Regions from separate parts of the Homo sapiens genome. Here region 1 is linked to region 2. The links are chromatin loops, found by intact Hi-C in ENCODE. Cell type or tissue: heart right ventricle. All regions are shown on one strand. Links, peaks and the distances in the headings refer to the core of each region. The heading gives the core; the rest is flanking DNA.

Evidence for each region. A loop is a pair of places that touch in the nucleus more often than their neighbours do. Peaks named below come from ENCODE experiments on the same cell type or tissue, not always from the same donor. Only the 100,000 strongest peaks of a DNase experiment are listed, where the experiment ranks them.
Region 1: a loop joins it to region 2, with 3.0 times the contacts of the local background. A loop is called at or near these places in 8 of 110 quality-filtered maps.

What each region holds. Positions count from the first base shown.
Region 1 is chr2:12,878,992-12,889,998 of GRCh38, forward strand. No RefSeq gene overlaps it. Among named protein-coding and RNA genes, the nearest start is that of MIR3125, 150 kb to the left of the region's middle. In heart right ventricle, for the core only: no CTCF peak of the experiment used is centred there; a DNase peak (open chromatin) is centred at 6,000; H3K27ac peaks cover 2,131 bases.
Region 2 is chr2:12,814,764-12,825,770 of GRCh38, forward strand. No RefSeq gene overlaps it. Among named protein-coding and RNA genes, the nearest start is that of MIR3125, 83 kb to the left of the region's middle. RefSeq lists an enhancer at 1,544-2,743. In heart right ventricle, for the core only: no CTCF peak of the experiment used is centred there; a DNase peak (open chromatin) is centred at 4,528; H3K27ac peaks cover 7,699 bases.

The sequences.
Region 1 (11,007 bases), core at 1,984-9,983, 65 kb after region 2:
CTCCCACCAACAGTGCAAAAGTGTTCCTATTTCTCTACATCCTCTCCAGCATCTGTTGTTTCCTGACTTTTTAATCATCGCCATTCTAACTGGCATGAGATGGTATTTCATTGGGGTTTTGATTTGCATTTCTCTAATGACCAGTGATGATGAGCTTTTTTTCATATGTTTGTTGGCCACATAAATGTCTTCTTTTGAGAAATGTCTATTCATATCCTTCGCCCACTTTTTGATGAGGTTGTTTTTTTTTCTTGTAAATGTGTTTAAGTTCCTTGTAGATTCTGAATATTAGCCCTTTGTCAGATGGATACATTGCAAAATTTTTCTCCCATTCTGTAGGTTGCCTGTTCACTCTGATGATAGTTTCTTTTGCTGTGCAGAAGCTCTTTAGTTTAATTAGATCCCATTTGTCAATTTTGGCTTTTGTTGCCATTGCTTTTGGTGTTTTAGTCATGAAGTCTTTGCCCAAGCCTATGTCCTGAATGGTATTGCCTAGGTTTTCTTCTAGGCGAAAACCTACCAAACTTTTATTGTAAAGGGCCAGACAGTAAGTATTTTAGGCTTTCAGGCCATAAGGCCTTTGGTCTCTGTTACAACCATGCAACTCTGCTCTTGCAGTGTGAAAATGCTGTGGAAACCATACAGGCAGTGTGTAAATAAATGATCATGGCTGTGTTTCAATAAACCTTTATTTTTTCCCTAATTTTTAAGCTGCTGTATTTGAAACCATGTGTTAGCCAAACAAAATACAACCCAGGCCCCTGTTTGCAACCTCTGACTTTTGCTGGATTTTATATTAGGGAACCTTGCATTTGAGTGTGGAATCTTATGTTTCCAATAAATCTTTATTTACAAAACAGATGATGAGCCAGATGTCCAAGCCAGGGGCCTTTGTGTGCTGACCTCTGTCCTAAGGCATCTGCTGTATGTGATGAGTTAACTTTTTTTCCCTGTACGTCTGGAGTGCTAAAAGCTCTGTACCATCCTTGGGAGAACTGAGAAAAGGGCCACTCACATCATGCTCTGTAGGAGTTAATTCTCTCATGGATTTCAAATTGAGAAAGGTTGTGCCGATAACCTTTGTTATTCGAAAACAAAACTAAACAAAAATATTAAAGTTTAAAATATTCTCAGAGGCTGATTTAGAAAAAAGGAAGTACAAATTACCAAAGTTGTAAATAAACAAAGAACGTTACTACAGAGCCTGTAGACACTGAAAAGTTAATAAGATGGTACTCCAAACAACTTTATGCCAATGCATTTAAATATTTCTTTTTAATATTGAAGTGTATGTGGGGTGAGGGACTTGCCAAAAGTGTGCACGAAAAATAGAAAAACCTAAATAGGTTTATATCATTAAACAAATTAAATTAATGGTTAAAAACCCCCAAAAGAAAAGTCGAACCTCAGTTGGCTTTACATTCAAGTAACATGGAAATCAAATGTAAACTTCTAGGGAACAGAAAAAGAAGAATCACTCCTTAGTTAATTTTATCAGGAAAGCATAACCATAATACACAACCTAATGAGAACATTAGAAGAAAGTAAATTTACTGCAAACCTCACTCATGAGATGAAAAATTGTTAACAAATCAGCAAGCTGAATTTGACGTCAAATAAATTTAAAAAGATGCGAATTATGATCACATTGGGTTTAACACAGGAATGCAAAGTGTTTTGAAAGGTAGCAAGTCAGTAATCTAATTTACTATATTAATAAATAATGAAGAACTATATAATCATCTTGAGGCAGTAAAATGTATTAGATAAAATTTAATATTTATTCAAGATTTATAAAAAAAAATCTTCTCGCTGGGCACGGTGGCTCACTCCTGTAATCCCAGCACTTTGGGAGGCTGAGGCGGGTGGATCACGAGGTCAGGAGATCAAGACCATCCTGGCTAACACGATGAAACACCGTCTCTACTAAATATACAAAAGATTAGCCAGGCGCGGTGGTGGGTGCCTGTAGTCCCAGCTGCTCGGGAGGCGGAGGCAGGAGAATGGAGTGAACCCAGGAGGCGGAGCTTGCAGTGAGCCGAGATGGCGCCACTGCACTCCAGCCTGGGCGACAGAGAGAGACTCCCTCTCTAAGTAAATAAATAAATAAATCTTCTAACAAATTAGGTGCAGAAGAGAAGTTCCTTAGCATGATGAAGAATATCACCTGCAAGTTACAAGAATGCTCATAGTGGCGATTTGTTTTTGTTGTTGGTTTTTTGTTTTTTATAACAGCCCCAAACAAGACACAGTCCAGTCAGACTGTGGTATATGCTTAAAATAAAATTCTATACAGTAATGAAAATGATTATCTTACAACTCTACAAAATGAAATGTGTGAAAATTACCAAATAAATGCTGAATAAACCAAGCAGTTTACAAAAGCATACATATAATATAATTCCATTTAAATGAGGTATAAAACCGGAGGAAACTACAAAGCCATACCATTTAGCCATGTCCACATAAGTGGTAAATCTCTAAAGAGACACAAGCAAAGGGTTTCCATAAACTAGGACCATGATTATGTCCTGAAGGAGGACCGGAAGAGACCCATAGCGTAAAGTGTTTTGGCAATGTTTATTTCTTGGCTTGGGTGGTGGTTACATTGTCTTTGTTATGTTCTTTATTTAGTCTTTATGTGCTTTTTCTGTATAAATTACGTTTAAAATAATACAATTAAAAATCAGGCTGAAGGAACACCTAATGCAGAGAGCTGAAATGGTTATTTTGTATCCAGGAGGAAGCAAATGACCTGAAAGCTGACGTCAAGAACCTGTGGATGGCAGAGTGGAGGGATAAGTCATGTGTTCTTCTATAATACCATCAAGATGCTGGAACAATCCTTAGACTGCTACTTTTGGATTTCTGGGTAAGTGAAGAGGTATTTTTACGTAAAAAGAAAGGCCCTTAGGTCAGAGTCGCTCTTAGTTGGCTTTTCTGTTACTCATAAAGTCTTAATTGTTGCTGTTCGTGTGCTCTTCAGTTACATCCTGATTTTCAATGAACACGCTTGGAAAGTTGTGAAAAGCATAACTACGAACTATTGGCTAATACGGCTTAGGCTTAGGTACTCCCAATTAAGAGGAAACAGATTCTTGAAGAGGTGCAGTTCAAAAATCCAAACACTTTAGTAAGTTCAAAGCCAGATGGCGCTTCGCACATACCTCGACTGCAGTTGTAGCATGATTCTCTCCCCAGTCCTGTAGTCCTATGCTGTAAGTCAGGGTTCCTGTTTACTCTTGTATTCATTATCTGAAACCTATTTATTGAATGCATAGTAAGTTCTAGATATTGTTCCAGATATGCCTGATAAAAAGATTGTAAACTCTAGAGTTGTTCCTATCCACTGTGAATGATACATTTGTAAAAGTACAATATGTATATGCAATTACAAATATGACCAATGTCAAGACAAATGGCCCTATAAAGATGTAACATTTTAATGATGGCTCACTGTGTTCCCTCTGAAAGTTTTAGCTTCATTGTTAGTAGATATTATCATTATTCTCATTAGTCAGATGAAGCAAACCAAAACCTATTGAAGCCAAACACTTTGCAGGAGGTTAAAACAGCTAGAATCTGTGGAAGCTGGAGTTGAAACACACAGCAGTGAGCTTTGATAACGCCTAGTTGCTAAACCTAATCACACTAAGGCAATTCGGGACTTAGATAATTCCCTCCCCCTTCCCTTCTCTTCCCTTCCCTCCCCTCCTCTCCCCTCCCCTCTCCTCCCTTCCCCTTCCTTCCCTTCCCTTCCCTTTTTTTTCTTTCCTTCCTTCCTTCCTTCCTTCCTTCCTCCCTCCCTCCCTTCCTTCCTTGCATTTAGCATATAGCATATGTATACCAACTGAATGAATGAATTTTATACTCCGATTCGGTTAAAATCATTCCCTTAAGAATGGAAATGATTTGTAGACTAGTGTAAAATATTCAAGACTCGTGGCTTAAAGCTGTGTTTCATGCTTCTCCAAGGATGTACTCACCAATGGACAAATTCATGATAGAGTATATTAGTTCTAAAAAAAAATTTAGATTATGAGTTCTTTTTACTATTATACTTATGACTATATTTCAAGTCACCTTCTCCAGTGCTAACCTCAGTTGTAATTTATGTCTTTGCCATTGACAATGTGGCTGGACAAGCCAACATTAAAGTGCACATTTGGAAGCACAAAGCTGATTAGAGATGTACCGTACATGAAAGCCCATGACATATTTAAGTCTCTTGCCCTGTAAGAAGGTACAGTAGATGAAATGACTTTTACAGAGTATCACTAAACCAAATCACATCATTTTATAGTTTCTCGGTTTCCTCATTCAGGTTCCAAAAGAAATTAAGCACCAGTGTCCTAGGCATTAATTCAGGGGTCTAAATCAATTGGAGGGCTTGGTTACATACTTCTTGCCCCCCCGTTTCTGATTCAGGAAGTTTGTGGTGGAACCTAAGCATCTGCATTTTCATTAAGTTCCAGGTGATGTCATGCTGCTGGGTACTGGGCTATACCTCGAGAACCATCACTGTAAGGCACACATTGCATGGGAAGAATTAACTTCTATGCATTTGGTACTAAATTTATGTATAATACTTGGGAGAACTGGGAAAATAGTCACGCAAGTCATTTTCTGTGTGTTGTGGTTCAGGCAAGATATCCTGATTCTGAAAGGTTTCATGACTAGACAAGGACTTCCTTCTGTTCTCCGGATTTAGATATCCAACTATCTCTCCAGCATGGCTATTTGAGTTTATAAAAGACTTCTCAAAAACAATATGTGCAAATGTTCCAGTACATCTCATATATATTTTGTTCATTTGCTCAGGCCCCAAACCTTGAAGTTAAACTTAATTTTGTTCTTTCTCTCAACTCCATGTTAAATTGATGAGCACATCCTGTCAAATACCTGAATCTGCCTACTTCTCTTAATTGATCTCTCTGCTTTGACCCAGTAGTCTATTATATTCTGCTGTCCAAAATCCCCCATGGCTTTCATGCCATCTCACTCAGAAGAAAATGCCACATCTTGACTGTGACTCACAGGGGCTCCTCTCCTGGTTTGTCCCTCTCCAGCCTGCTGACTTGCTTTCTGTTCCTTGAACACCCCACCATGCTCCTGCCTTGGGAGTCTGTGTACTTCCTGGAATGCACTTCCCCTGCCTCTCATTCTAGCTCCCTCCCTCTGCATATCTCCCTAGCTTACTCCCTCACAGCCTTCACATCACTATGCCAATAACGTTTCCTGACCTGACTATATAAAACACCAAAGTCCTTGCATGTCTTTCCCTTACCCCTAACGCCACCTATTTTATTTTTTATTTTTATAAAGAAAGGGTCTTACTATGTTGTCAAGGTTGGTCTGGAACTCCTGGCCTCAAGTGACCCTCCTGCCTTGGCCTCCCAAAGTGCTGGGATTATAGGCACGAGCCACCATACAGCATTCTTTTTCAAACTCTGCTTTATTGTTTCTGCATATACCATCACCTGCCATACTATATTTTTATTTGCTTATTATTTGTCTCCTCCCACTAAAATAAACTTTTCCTAGGAGCAGATTTTTTTTTTCCTTTTAACAGCCTTATCTTTAACACCCAGTACTATTCCAGGCATGTAGTAGGTTCTTAATTAATATTTTTAAGTAGATGAATTTTAAAGATTGAAATACCAAAATTCACTGAAGAGAAGACACTAGCTCAAGGACATCACTGGAGTCAGGGCTGGGAAACAGGGGCAGAGGCCACCTTCTTAAAAGCCCAAGATGGCGGTTCTTTCTATTAAAGCCCACACCAGGTTTGGGGCTCCTCTGCCTCCAAGAAAGAAGTGTGACCTCTGCTTGAACTGAGAGAACTTGAGCTTAAAATAACTGTGAGTCACGGCCTTCCCTGAACCTTCTTCCTTCCTGCAAGGCCCGAGGTTGTTCCCATAGCCGTTCCCTGGAGGACATTAGCAATGTGGCATATATTTGAGGGTCCCTGGGAAGACAAGAGCTTGCATTCCTAAGAATGTGAGAGGAGCCCAACCCCAGCGCCTATCCCATGTGATTGGAGGAAGTGGCCTGGCTGATATTTCAAGAAGGAATGGGTCATGGGAGTCATGTCACTGCTCGGGTTTGTCTTCTGCTGACATTGGGACATTGCTGGCAAGAAGCAGGACTTGCATGATTCACACTGTCAGCTGAAGGTCTGAATCCTGCCAAATCACCATCTCCCATCCTAGTGTTGCTTGTCACCTCCAGTCATTTATGCATTCCTTCTTTAATGATTTATTTCACCCTCTCTATCTACGAAACACTATGCTAGATGAATGCTCCTAACAAACTATGAGCAATACTGACATAACACCTGACTTCAAAGGCTTTTAAAAAGATGGGAACAGTCCCACTGATAGGTGACATTTGGAATTTTCACTAATGATGTAGAATAAAAGGGAAGTAGAAGCTGAGGGAAGGACGAGAGGTCCCAGAGACTCCAATCTGACTCTCACACCTCTTGCTTTACAGTTGAGGAAATTGAAGCTCAGGGATTGTTCCTTTTTGTGTCCTTGAAGGGTGAGCTGATGATCAGTCCACAGTGCCTCTGTGCCCTGATGTAAGGATGTATTGTTTGCATAGTTCAACTCAAGAAATAGTGTTTCCTTTGCAGTTCTCAAATTCAATAATGCCTAATTTACAATAATTATCTGCTGCAGACCATCAATGAATGTGAGCATATATGGCAGACAAAAGTTGATGTTTGCAATTTTATAACAGGTATATTTATAGATATCTGTTATAAACAGTGCTATTTATAGACCCTCAGAAGGGCCTAACAATCAAGGCTGGGGGCGGGGCGGGATAGTTCTGCTGAATTTCCTAGTGGCCCCCAGCATCTCAGGATACAGACTATTTCTTCTTCCAATGTCCTGTCCATACATTCTCATGTGCACAGAGATGGAGAGGCTCAGTACAGAAAGCCCATTTCATCAGCGGGTAAGTGAGAGGAGTCCTCCAGTATACACTCATGTTCTCGCTTTCCTCTCTTCCCTACAAACCCTATATATACTGTGTGTCTTTTCTTAAAGAAGGCAATGTGTGAATAAGGAAATCTCAGCCTTCAAAAATGCCAACGGCTTCTGTGACATGCTTTGTTACAGAAGAGCAAAATCCTTCTTTATTTCTTTCCTTTCTTCTCTGAGTTTCTCCAGATGAGAGGTGGGGTCTCACTCCTCTCTGTCCCTCTATTGCCAGGTAGAGCAGATGTTACAGAGCTATTGCTCAATGCATTTGAACTGAACTGGCTCATTATTTACTTATATTGTGAACCCCTTGAAGATATTTGGAGGTTTATATCATTCATCTTCAAATCTCAACCATTTATGCTGTGGCCTGACATATAGCTCTCTCAAACAATACTAACTGAGAAGTCCAGCCTGGTTGGGGGTGAGGAACCAAACAGTAGAATGCTACCTGTGCCAAAAATATGTATGGTAGGTTGCAAAGGTTGGCCAAAAATTTCCTCCTCTTTGTATCCATGTCCTTTGCAAGGTGAGTTTGCAGCAGCGCCCTTAAAGCAGTGACACAATTTTCTATCCCTTGGGGTTGGTCTGCTCTTATGACTTTCTCCAGACAATAGAATGCAGCAATGTGATACTGTGATCTTTATGAGACTTTTAGGCATGCGAAGTTAGAGATTGTCATGCAAGCTGTTACAGCATTTATTAACATTACAGCAATGGATTGGCCACTAAGATGGGAAATAGGGCCTAATTGATGTGTTAAGTTAGTAGATTAGGAGGGTCACCTGGGACTTTGTGTTGTGAAGAATTCTGAGGCCACATCAGTGATGTTGGCCCTGGATGTATGAGGGTATGGAGAAGGAATGGTAGCATTATGCTACTCAATGTCCATCAGTGTCCTATTTCTGATAGCACTGAATTAAGCCCTGGGGCAATATAGGCATGGAGTACATGGTTCTCATCATCAAGGATATAGAAGCCCATGTTAAAGAAGCCCTTATTTGCACTAGAACAGGCAGTTGTATAAGAACTTTGCTCTCAGGAATTAGAATTCTCTGATAGATACTTAATGAATACATGCCATACAATCTTCATGTTAAACTTGTATTAAGTCATTTAAGCTGAGGTATCCTAACTGAGGAAATGTGTACCACTGAGGGTAGGTACTCAAACACCTTCTGAGGACGTGAGGGCAAGGATAGATTTCAGCTTATCAATGTTTAGACCCATGACACCCATAGGTGCTCTTTCCTAAAACTGACCTGCCTAGGAGGATACCTGGGGTCTACCTGTTCTCTTATCCCACACGCCTTTGATAATTGTCCTTCGACTGCAATCAAAATATGCCCATTCTGAATCTTTGCATGGTGCATTGGTCCAAAGTGTAAAAATATTCCAACAAAAGAATATTATAACATAAGTGGAACACGCATCTCTCTGAAGGAAGCATCCTTCTAGGACAAAGTAAAGATGGCATCCATAAAAAATACTAGGCTTATTGAATCCAGGTAACAGACTCCCAGCAAGGCCCGACAGCTTCCTCTCTCTTTCTCATCACTGTCTCTCTGTGTCTCTTTCTTTCTCTTTCTTTTTGTTAGAATAAGAATTCAGAAGTGTATTATGATAACAATGGATATCAATATATTTATTTTAATTTTTTAAATGGGGTCAAATTTCATTTTCAATTGGCTTTATGGTGGGCATCTTCCATATACTAAAATTAAATTACAGATATAAGAGTTTCATTAAAATAGGTTTATATGTACATAATCTATATTAACATAACTATGTACTTAAATAATATACACACAGAAGTATACCATTTACAACTATTTGTATTTGTGAAGAATATTTTAGATGCCAATTTAAAAAGCATGAAAATATATGTAGTCGGCAGCCTCCATGTACTCCCAAATGATGTTTGCCTCCTGGTATTTACACGTTTAGATAATTTCCTTACACAATGAATCAGAGCTGGTTGTGTGACCAAGAGTGTGTGATAGAGATGACAGTGTGTGACTTTTGAGGCCAGCTCATTAGAGACTTTGTGGCCTCCTCTTTGCTCTCTTGAGCCATTTGATAATATTAATACTAGCATCTAGCATTTTCAGAGCTCTTACACCATGCAGGAAATGTGCTAAGTTGCTCCCAGGGGAGTTTTGGAAGGTACAAGAGCATAGATCCAAATTATACCCGTACTGCATTTAAGGTAGGAAGAGACACATCAGGACAAATTAAAGGGTGAGCACCACAGGAAAAAGCAAACTCTGTGTCTGCAAAGCAGATTGAGAAGCCTCCTTGAAAGGGAAGAAGGGAGAAGACTAATTTGTTCCAATAACAACCAACATGAAAGTGAGGAAAGCCTGGCGACAGAGGACTAGTCCATTGTATCAGGGGCCCTGAATCTGTGATTGGTGAGAGAGAAGACCCCAAAATGTGCCACATCTTGATGACCCTCTCTCTGTATTTTGGGAGCTAACTGTCAGTGTCTCAGTTACAAATTACACACTGCATTTTCTAACATCTTGTCATCATAGGCTTGGATTTCTTTATGTCAATTGCAATTGTAAAAATTTGTTGAAAAGAATCCAGTTTGACAGAGTATGTGCAGAGGGAACCACTACTCTTTCTGTAAAGCCCCAGGCCCCTCACTCTCTTCAACTCAATGTTAGGCTACGATGTGGGCCCTGCATTCAAATAAAGTCTGAACCAAATTTTAGGTAGTAGAATGGGATACTAAGATTCACCCTAGAGAATCAATTAATTGTTAACAAAAGAAACATTGACACAAGTTACTCAGAAAGCTTTTGGTCGAGCATGGTGGCTCATCCCTGTAATCTCAGCACTTTGGGAGGCCGAGGCAGGTCCATCGCCTGAGGTCAGGAGTTTGAGACCAGCCTGGCCAACATGGTGAAACCCCGTCTCTACTAAAAATACAAAAAATTAGCCCGGTGTGGCAGTGCATGCCTGTAGTCCCAGCTACTCGCGAGGCTGAAGCAGGAGAATTGCTTGAACCTGGGAGGCGGAGATAGCAGCAAGCCGAGATTGCATCATTGCACTCCAGTCTGGGCAACAGAGTGAGACTCTGTCGGAAAAAAAAAAAAAAAAAAAGAATGCTTTTAAGTTCCTTTATTGAACAACCTAGTTCAGGACAAAGAATCAAAGAGGGTATTGGACTGGATGATGTCTTTGCATTTTTGTGCCATATGATGTGTTCATATCTTTGTAGAACACAAAACAAGCTATCAAAGGTAAAGTTACTGATTTTATTGCAATTTTTATTAACATTTCTAATTAAATTTGCTTTACCATTATCAGAAAATTTTCACACTAGACATATTTCTCTCATAATTTCATGAGTCAGAAAGCATCCCCCATTTTATGAATATGGAACCATGGCTCAGAGGCAGGGTCCATGGTAGCACAGGTTGTCTGTCCACTGCATAATTCCAGGTAATGACCGTCACATGCGAATGATTCATGTGCCCAAAGTTACCCAGATAACTAGTGGCAAGAACAACATTTGAACCCATCTTAATCTCTAATCAAAGCCTTTCTTTTTTTCCCTGAGGCAGATATTCTTCCGCTGTTTTTGTTTATTTCACAATGTAGACTTTTTTCTTTGAGACAGGGTCTCATTCTGTTGTCCAGGCTGGAGGGCAGTGGCATGACCATAGCTCACAGCAGCCATGAACTCTAGGGCTCAAGTGGTCCTCCTGCCTCAGCCTCCTGAGTAACTGGGGCTATAGGCACACACCACATTAATGGGCTAGGCTAATTTTTAAAAAATTTTTGTAGATACTGGTTCTTGCCTTGTTGCCCAGGCTGGTCTCAAACTCCTTAAATGATCCTTCCATTTCTACTGCCCAAAGTGCCGGGATTATAGGTATGAACCACCATGCTCAGCCCCATGATGCGGATTTTAATAAAAAAGGAGGTGAGATAGGATTCAAAGAGAAACAACAGGACTTTCAAAAAACTGAACTCTTCCTGAGCTTTTTGATAGAACAAAGGAGAG
Region 2 (11,007 bases), core at 939-8,938:
TCTGCCTCTTGGGTTCAAGTGATTCTCCTGTCTCAGCCTCCCGAGTAGCTGGGATTACAGGCATGCACCACCACGCCCAGTTAATTTTGTATTTTTAGTAGAGACAGGGTTTCTCCATGTTGGTCAGGCTGTTCTCAAACTCCTGACCTCAGGTGATCCGCATGCCTCAGCCTCCCAAAGTGCTGGGATTACAGGCATGAGCCACCTTGCCAGTCCGGAAGCCTTATTTCTTATTGTAAAGCACTATGCGTTTGCTAGCTACCAGTGCATCATTTGCTTGGACAAGGGCCTCTGGCTTTTGTTTCTTTGTAGCCCCAAGTATAGGCCTAACCCATAGGGCCAGCCACTGGGCAATGTCTGTAGTGGGGATGATGGCATTGTGATGACACACTGCACCAATATATATTAAGTGAAAGAGTACCCAATGTGTTCCGTGTAATTACCATCAACAGGGACCATCCCAGATCTGAGCAGTTTAAGCCCTCTGGGCCTTGGCACAATGTGCAGCCTAGATTAATTAGTTAATGTTCATAAGACACTTTGAAGATGGAAAACCTTGTAGGAGTGCAAAGCCCATGTATTAAGGATGATAATTATATACATTTGAGCTTCAAATTCAGCAATCATTGTTGGAAAGGGTAAACCAGTTGCTGATTTATAGCACAGCAGTGTCCTGGACCTGCAAAACCTCTTGAAACGTGTCAAGAGCAGCTCTGGCATGTGCTCTGGGGCATAAAGTTGCTCTTGGAAGCAGGTGGGCATGTATCCCTTCTGTCATCCCACCAGAAATGGCTCAGCACTGTTACCTGGCTGCAAAGTGGATCATTCAATTTTCAATAAATACATGCTGAGAACTTGCTCTGTGGGGAAGACCTATTCAAATTCATATCAAGTAGAACTCAAAGTAATTCCTCCTCCCTCAGACTACAGAGCTTAGGGGTGACATAGAGGTGGTTTCATATCACAGCTCTGGCAATTGTATTGAGTGTGACTTGGAGAAAGTTATGTCGCCAATGTAAGCCCAGGATCTTCATGTTTAAAACAAGTAAACTTTGAAGATAATAATATCAGCCTTTCAGAGTTGAATCTGCAAAATATCTGGTAAGAAACTGAGACATCCTGGGTGCTCAGTAAATGGTAACTGTTGTTATTGTGTTGCCAAACTGTGCCCCTGATAACCAAAAAGCAGTTCTCTTGTGCTCACATCCATTGATGTGGGTTTTAGTTGCATTTGCTAGTTATACATTTTTTAGGACAATTTCTTCTTTTACCTCCAGGGATCCCTCACCCTGTGTCCCCTGATATCAGTGGTCTTTATTAGAGGAAGGAAAAGGAATTCTGTTAATGTTTTCATCTGCTAGCTGCAGTTCTCAAGACACTCAATAACTCATTGTCAATGACCTAGTTACTGACAACTAATTCCTCATTTATGGAATACGTCACTTTTGGAATGAATTTGATGACCCTGAACCAGAGCTCTGAGGACTCTGAACACAGAAGTGGGATCAAAGTGCTGCTAAACCCTGGCACAGCCACCTGGCCTCAGGGAAGGCAGTTAAAGGCACATATTTTAAAGGCCATCAAGTGTTTCTCTTCTTGGTCCTAGAAGAACATTCCCAGAGTGCCCTTCATCAAGTTGTCCCTAATAAATATCAAATGCAGGAGCTGAAGCTGTGGATGCCATGCTCCTCCCACCCACATTCCTCAAGACCTTCTCCCTTGGTGGCCCCACCAGGAGCCCCAAGTCCCACCTTTACTGCCAAACTCCACTTCAAAAGCTGAGGACTGAGTCCTCCACTGGTGCATCAGGGGAAGCCTTTTGAAGATGCAAGGGTTGTGAGTCACTGATAATCATCATGATTCATCCACGAACTTCAGAGACCAGGTTCTCTTTAATACTCATTATCCCTTCAATAGGCCAAGTTGGGCCAATAGTTAATTTGCAAATTGTAGGACTCAGTAAAGTGAGACTCTAAAGGCAGGGTAATTAATAAATTATTTTTATAGAGAGGTTGACTTCATTCAATTTTCCATATTTATTACTCATACGAGACAATCTTTCTAGTTTTCACCTCCCACAGGGCTAATGAGAGTTGATAGTCATCTCTCCTTCCACTATTCTCCCCTCACCTTATTCTGTGAGGCTCTGAGGCATTAAACACACACTTTACACTGCCAGGTCACTGTGGTCACAGTGTGTAGCTCAAAGACGGCCTTCAACAGGCATTTGTTTATTACAAGACACTTCACTGGTGCTCTCTTTCTGTGCCCTTGAATCAGGCCTCACCACTCAGCAGGAGACCAATCAAAATGAGTCCTAAAAACCATTGACAGTAACTTCTTGGCCTCTCTGAAGTCACTCCACCCTCTGTTCCTCTCTTGTGGTTCTGATGTTTGTTTCCTTACCTCTTGGCCTTCTTGGCTTTGGTGTACAATTCAGTGAGTTACAGATTGAATTGTGTTCCCTTTCAAAAAGATATATCGAAGCCCTAACTCCCAGTACCTCCAAATGTGATCTTATTTAGAAATAGGGTTGTTGCAGGTATAATTAGTTCACGAGTTCATGTCATAGTAGGACAGGCTCTGTACCCAATATGACTGCTGTCTTCATAAGAAAACGTCCATGTGAAGACATCCATGTTAGAGACACACAGGGAGAATGCCACGTGAGTACTGGAGGACGAGCATGATGCAGCTAAAAGCCAAGGGATGCCAGACGTTTCCAGCAAACCACCAGAATCTAGGAAGAGGTGAGGAAGGATCCCCCACAGGTTTCAGAGGGAGCATGGTCCATGGATACCATGATTTTAGACTTCCGGCCTCCAGAACTGTAAGAGACTAGATTTTTGTTGTTTGAAGCTATCCGATTTGTGGTACTTAGTTACAGCAGTTCTACCCTCCTTACACACAGGGCTGAGGCAGAAATGCTATTTCCTAAGGCAGGGCCTGAGGCAAGGCCAGTGCTGGGTAACCCAATCTGAAGTCCAGGAAGCACTTACAATTCTCTGTCTTCACTAGAGGTGCATCTTGCAACATGGTGTCTCAGTGCGGGTGTTAACTGTTGATTCCATTGACAGAAAAATCTATCTCCTCTGTATAAACATCTGGATGACTTAACACGTATTTGAGGCCCAGTTCTATGAACCACTGGCCAGACAAGGACTCCAGCCTCCCAAGACTGAAGAGTATAGGTCATGCCAAGAACATTCTTCTCAGAACTCTAGTAGTAGGACTTACAGAATAACGTCCTGGGCAGAGATGATTCGGCCATGAAATAGACTAAAAAGTGGAATCATTGAAATTAGTCATTGTGTGGCCTAGAGTAGTCAAGAGGGGCTCCCCCAAAGAAGCCACAGTGCCAACTATTGTAAGATGAGGAACTTTGGAAGAGCTAGTGATGAGGATGGAGAATATCCCAGGCATGGGGGCCACATGAATAAAAGCATGGTGACAGAAATAGAATGGCAGATGCTGTTCAGTGAGGAAGCTCAGCTGGTTAGAGTAGTGTGGTCTATAGAGAGTAGGGGAGAATCAAGTGTTGAAGGTTAATCCATTTACTCTAACCCTAGTTTGGCTGACTGCTTAATCATGGGTTTTCCTTCCTTCCTTCCCTTCTCCCTCCGTCCTCCCTCCCTCCTTCCCTCCCAGCCTCCGTCCCTCCCTCCCTCTCTCCTTCCCTTTCTTCCTTCCTTCCTTTCTCCTTGTTTAATTCGCCCTCTCTTCTTTTTTCTTTTTCTTCGATATTCAATGCAAATGCCTGATTGCCTGATTTTCATACCCTCTGGTAGGCTCCGGATGAAGGCACGCACTGCTACTATGTTAGAAGAGCGTGCATACACAGTTACAGCACACTACGCTAAACGCTATCACAGAACACAGGACTGGAAACACAAACATTGAGGCAATGCTTGACAAATATCCAGCACACATCAATAGCATTTATTGATGGGAAAATATGGTCCAAGGGTCACATCATCTCATTTGATCATTTCAATAACCCGATGAAGTATCTATTATTGTGTCTAACTTAAGGATGAAGAGACTGAGGCTTAGAAAAGTGAAGAAACATCTCGAATCACACAGCAAGTGGGTGGCTGACACAGGGCTCAAGCCTCATTTTTCTAAACTTTCACTTGTGTTCTTTGTACTACATGATGTCAGTTGTGTATTCTTAAGCTGGAATGACGAATTGGTCACCCAGATTTTTCTTACTGCCTTCAGTTGCTTCTTGACCATGGAGTTTCACCATACCACACTTTTTGGTAATAGGGGCTTGGGATAAAGCCTGTCCTCTCTAAAGATCTGTCTTTCCTTCTTTCCATAGGAAGAACTTGCTGCTCTGGGTATGGACAAATTGGATAGGGTAGAGCAAAACAGGAGAGCCTTGGCTGACAAAAGGAGACACATCAGCTAAGGGTGATGTCGGCTAGCTGAAAATACACACTAATCTAATCTGGCTGTTCTAGATGAATCTCAGGAATGTGGGAGGCTAGCATGTCAGATAGGCAATTATTGGCCGGACACAGGATTGCATAATGCAATGATGACTGGGGCTTCCTGCTTCAGCTTGAATGTGGCGAGCTTGCCAGAGAGGATTTATCTTCCCAAGAGAAACATGCCAACTTTGAGAGGATATGAAGTAACTGTTATTATGGGAAAAAAGACAGGCTTAATTTGAAAATAGTCAAGGTCTCTTTCAGTTGTACTCTGGATCTGCCTTCCTTTGGTTTTGTTTGTTTGTTTGTTTGTTTGTTTTTCCTTTTCTGCTCTTCTGTCTCTGTCACTAGGTCTTTCTCTCTGAATTTGTGTCCTCGTTACCTTTCTTTCATTTTGCTTTTATTTTTACTTAAATCCTTGCTTTTTGTTCAAATCTTTATATCAGTTTAATGTTAGAGAAAAGTGCCTTGATTGTTTTCCTATCAAAGAAGAAAATGCTGATTAGAACCAGTGTCTGTGGTGGTTTTGTATGGGAGGGGTCTTTTAGACTGAAGATTAAGTAGACGAGACTCCTCTATTTAATATGCAACAACCTGGAACATTTTGTTTTTGATAACCAAACAAGCAAATTGCCCACATACTTCCTCTTTCTACACAAAAACCCACATCACATTCTTGCAACTGGCTTTGCCTTAATTGCTTCACAAGAAAAACCCTGGCTATCATTTGGCCTCCTTTGAGACACTGGCTCTGAATTCCTCAGGGTGGCCAGTAAAATGCTTCAGAGAGAAAAATGACGTACATAAACAAAACAGAATATAGGAACAACAGAAAGGTCTTTTCTAGATATTTCTGTGTACTTTCTTTTTTTCTTTCTAGATGAGAATATGACATACGGAATGCATGGCATTGGAAGCCAATGCTTGCAACTCTCAGTCTAGTTTTTCACTAATACACTGTGTTTCCTCTCTTCTTACTCAGTAAAGTATTCGTGTATGAATATAAAAATGTAATGTTGGAGCTAAAATGTCATAAAGTCACAAAACATAAGTGTCCAAAACCCTGAGATTATTTATATTTATAGTGAACTCCTCCATAAATATTTATTATTTTGCAAGATGACCCTGCACCATAAAGAAAATGTGGTGTTGTTTAAGAAGACAGAAAATTATGTAACAACACTTAGACACTGTTTGATATTGAATTAAAATTCTCATGGAAACTCTTCTTGGAACTTAAAGGGATTAATCCGCATTAATTTTCTAGAAAATACACCTGGTTCACTTAAACAAATTCATATTGAATAATGAACCACTTATTGAATATTGTTTGCCAGACTCAATGGTAGGCATTGGAAGCAAAATGATTCATATCTTACACATTCTCAGGATGTTTTATTGTCTTATTTTACATATATGAAAATCAAGTTCAGAGAGGTCAAGCAACTGGCCCCAAGCCACACAGTCAGTAAGTTGGTAGGTCAGCATGAAGCTGGGATGGAAACAGGTCTGTCTGACCTCCAAGTCTGTTCTCTTTGTACTGTATTCTCTCTTTGTTATGTGCCAGGAGCTCTTCCAGGTGCAGATGAATACAAAAGCTAATTTCATTTTGGTAAAATCACCCTTTCCTCCTATGCCCTCTATGGAACTTTGACAATATGAAAGAAATGCAGGGTAAATTTTACATGACCACAGCATAATTAACAAAGACAACAGGTTTATTATTAAACAATCATAACTACTAAGTTAAAAGTCCTGATTTTCCTTACAAATAACATCTACTCCTCTACTACTTCCTGTGACAACTGTCAAATAAAGGCTTGAAATGTAGAAACAATATTTTAAAAGATGAGTTCTGTATAGCAAGGGTATGTCAACCTCTTCCTTAAATCTATTTAGCATTCAACACTTGCAGTAAGACTTATACTTTTTTTCAATATGTTCTTATAATATTACAGAGATACATAAATGCCCTGAGTATTAAATTAAGGCTAATCACATGTCTCCATGCTTTATTTTATCAGTAAAATATCTACATTGTAAACATTGTCTGCCTCTACCTTGCAGTTGGATTCATCTTTTACTGCACAGAGTTCTTGAGCCAATCCTGAGCTGGAAGAGAAAGTATCTTAGAATTTCTACCCTGAGGATGAGGTGTGAAGGTGGCCTGAAATGTGTCCTGCTGACATTCACTGTGTCACTTCCCTACCTAGGTTGAGCCTTGGTACCATGTAGACCCAATCCACCTACTCCACTGCCACAGCTATACCATCCTGCCTCTTCCGCCTTCCTTCTCCTCCACCTCCTGCCCTTCCTCCTTCTTCTTACATCACTTCACACAAACACAATGGTGACCAGTCTTTAAACTCATCCCTTTTAGATGGAATAGATATTAATTTTCTGGATGAGAAAATCGTGACTTAGAGAATTTAGATAACGCACCTGAGATCATAAGACAGGTTCCTGGGTTTGAATTCTGCCTGTATGAAAAATGACATGGGCAGAATTCAAACCCAGGGTCCTGCCTGCCTGCAAAGTCTGAAGCATTAGTCATTTTCTTAACACTAAGTCATTTCTAATCCTTTAGGACGCACCAGCCTTCAGATGGGCACCTTTACCATCATCCTCCCCCACCCATCTAGGACTGACATGTTCTGAAACCACATCTTTTGTGAGTTGGACATTGGTCATACCCTGCTGGGGTGACTGTCATGATCAGCTCAGCCTCCTTACCCACCATCCTACTCTATTTAGGTTTCCTCACCCTTCATTTTCTGTCCTTAGAACCCAGTTCTAGTTTTCATGGCTAATGTCCCAGAATGTTTTGAACCTGAACATCTCAGAGTTAAGACAGTCTCTGCCAACATTCTCTATATTAAAATAATACTAACCATGCCTTACTTACTATGCTAAATCTCTTGCCCCATAACACGTCGCTTCACTGAGAAGTTGCCTTCTTGAGTTGATCCCTGCTGCCACTGGCCATTTCAGATAACTCCACTCACCAAAGACCAACTTACCTGTCAGCCCTTGAAGATATCTGCAGACACCTGGTGGTGCCCAAGACCTACTGAAAAAATTATTTTTTCTGGTTCCTGATGTGCTTTCATCCCAAACCCAGTTCCACCTGAGTCTGGGATCTTGCTCTGAAACTGCTACTGACCCCTTTGGATTGGTTCCTGTACACTGAGCCCTTATGATATCCAGAACTGCTGGCATTGGAAGCCAATGCTTGCAATCCTAGTGTAGTTTTCCACTACTACTCTGTGCTTTCTCTCTTCCTATTAAAGTATTTTTGATGAATACAAAAATGTCATTTTGTAGCAAAAATGTTATAAGGTCACAAAACATAAAAGTGTCCAAAAACCTGAGAATATTTATATTTATAGTGAACTCCTCGATAAATATTTATTATTTTCTAAGATGACCCCACACCAAAAATAAAATGTGGTGTTATTTAAGAAGACAGAAAAATGTGTAACAACACTTAGACGCTGGCTGAAATTGAATTAAAATTCTCATCGAAACAGTTCTTGGGACTTAAAGTGTTCAGCATTAGTTTTTTAGAAGATATACCTTACCCTCGTCAATAGGCTCTTGGAAACTGAGACTTTAAGCTCAACCACTTACACTGAAACCAATTTTCCCATGGGTTAATTGATATAAATAAGAATTAAATTTCTATGATTTATTTCTGGTCACAAAAACATCACCGACTTGTAAATAAAGGCCAACGCATGTCCATATTAAACATGAAAATAAATGTGAGCTATGCATATGTTTAAGAAAGATAAACAAAAACAAGTAAGAGAATTATTTACCCACTAATTTCAGTTTAGGTTCATGACTGGCCAGAACCTGTCCTGGAAACAGGGCTCAGGATGGAAAGCAGCCCTGGACAGGACACCCTCCCATTGCGGGGCATACTCACACACACCCCCACACGCACTCACACTAGGACCACGCAGACACACCAATCCCCACCTCAGGTGCACATCTTTGGGATGTGGAGGGAAACCGAAGTACCCGGAGAAAACCCACGCAGACGTGGGAGAACATGCAGACTCCACAGAGACAGTGGTCCTGATGAGGAATTGATTTTTTTTTTCTCATCAATATTATAATAAACAAAATGACATTATTCAAGGACCTGCTGTACTTGGTCTTTTCGGAGTTGGCAATGCCTCTCTCTCTTGTTGCTCAGTGCCTCTCACAGGGCTGGAAGAGCCTCTGTGCCCTGACATTGGCTGTGTTGCTGTCAGGACAGCCTGTCTAACCCCAGCCCAGTCCCCTCATGGAGAGGGGAATTTAGAAGGTTTGTTTTTCTATAACAGGAAAAATAGAAAACGTCTTGTTTCTGCTACCAAGCAGCAAACACCTCTCAGACCTCTTACCTACCCTTGCATCAAATTATTTGAGCTTCTAATAAACCACAGCGTCTGAATTCCTAAACCCCCATAAAACAAAACAATTGTACAAAAAGGACAGGAGTTGAAAGAAATAGATGGCACCCGATGAAGTCATGTGTCTTTCCCAGCCCCCTCCTACTCTGTTGGTTTTCAAATAGTTCTTTTCACTTGTTCACTCCATATGGAGGAAGATATAAAAGCCTTCCTTGATGCCACGGAGAAAGGCTGGCTCTGAAAATCCCAGATCCGAAACCTGATTGGCAGCTATGGAAAAGTCCAGCACTCTCTAGGAGAGCAGGCGAGTGCCTCACCGTGAGGCCTGGCTGGGTGATGAGGCCAGTCCTGGGGTCTTTGCTCTGACAACACCTTGCTGAGCTGTTCTGGGCAAATCTCTTAACTTCTCTGGGTGCTCTCAGAATTCTTATTTATGCAATGAAATAACCTCTATGGGTCCTTTCCAGGATCATGATGTGAAGGAAAAGGTGGAATATTGGGCTGCATTTGTGGTGCTCTGCCAGTGCAGGTGAGGAGTGTGTGAGCATCCTAGGAGTGCATCCAGGTAGTTAGGAGGGAGAGGACAACACATAGTCTCCTAGGTGCAGGCGGCGGGGGAAGTCCGGTGGACACCTGTGAAGCTAAGTTCCAGGACCTTCTGGGGGCTGTGGAGAGGAAGGGGACCTTCTCCAGAGGGGCCGTGTTGATTGACTCATTCTTCTCTGACTCCTCAGAAGCCAGTTCATTGCAGTAGAGGGGCTGTCCTGCAAGTCATATGCTTCTCCTCCTTGCCTTAACTACAGGAATTCCAAGATGTTTACACAAACTTCAAGGAGTGAACCAAGTTATTAAAAGAGTAGCAATTAGGGTGGCCCATCCCAGCAATTTAGTTTCCTGTCTAAGGAAGCATGAAGGGGGAGGGGTTTCCAGGGAGGGGAGAGGGAGGGAGCATTCTTGTCTCCTGATTGGACCGCCCCAGGATTTCCATTTCTGAACACAGACACAGAAGGAGGGAAGAAAGGTTGCCAGATGCCAGCTCCCAGCTCCCTGGAGGAGTTACTCGCCGCCACAGATGCTCCAGCAGCTGGTTGGGCCCCTCCTCAAAGTGTCTCTCCTGCTTCCTTCTTTTGGGGGATTCTGGCTCAGCTTTGAAAGCCTTTTGGCATCTTTTGCCTGCCTCCAAAAATTAAGCTGTGTTGGAAGCTGCCTGATAAATCACTCTTTGCACCGTGGCTGCCATGGGGCTTGCAGAGAGTGGCTGCCTAGTGATTTACCGCGGCTGTCTGAGAGGGCTTTTCCAAGCAGCCAGCGTAGACCAGGGAGTCATCTCTGGCAAAAGGAGCATTTTGTCTAGCTCAAATGGACACTACAGAGAGGAAGTGGGATTGCTTTGTTCAAAACTTGTTGGTCATCCATTCCTCAAGCCAGCCGGAATCTCCAAGTTCATTTCTTCCATGCAACTTGAGCTCAAGAAAAGAGGTCCAGAAAAGTGGTTTTTCATGACAGGCCTGCTGGAGCCTTTCCTAGGGGAAGGAGAACTTTCTGGTTCTGAACTGCAGTTACACAATGCTGGGCAGGCCCTCTGATTTGTGGTCATAGTTTCCCAGAACCCCAAGGGACCCATCCAGGAAAACGCCCATGTCCCCTCGCCTGCGTTGTCATCTGCTCCCTCCCAAGGGGATTTTGTTTCCTTGATTGTGTTCCATAGTGGCTGTTGGAAGTCAGGTGCCCTGGACGCAGCTTGGACAGGAACCATGTGGTGTGAGGACCTGAGCCTTGTGCATACGTGGCTTTTGCTTCTGGTTCTGGCTTGACAGTGTGACGAGTTAATTAACCTCTTTCACCTCTAAATCTTCATCTCCATTATCAGAATAATAAGCTCTTCCTTGAGAAATTGTTGTTTCGACGAAGCCTCATATAGTTAGCACAAAGTAGATGGAAGAGTAGATCCAAATAAAATATTTTTAAACAATATTTTGTTGCTTGTTTTCTGTTCTTGTTTTTGTGGGGTTTTTTTTTGTTTTTTGTCTTTTTCCCTACAAACAGGTTTTCAGCCTACCATTTAAATAGGAACCCAAAAGGAACCCTTCAAAAATATGGGAGTTATAATTTAGTACACACTTGCAAAAGATTTGAGTAGATACTTTCAGCTACATAAAACTCATAAT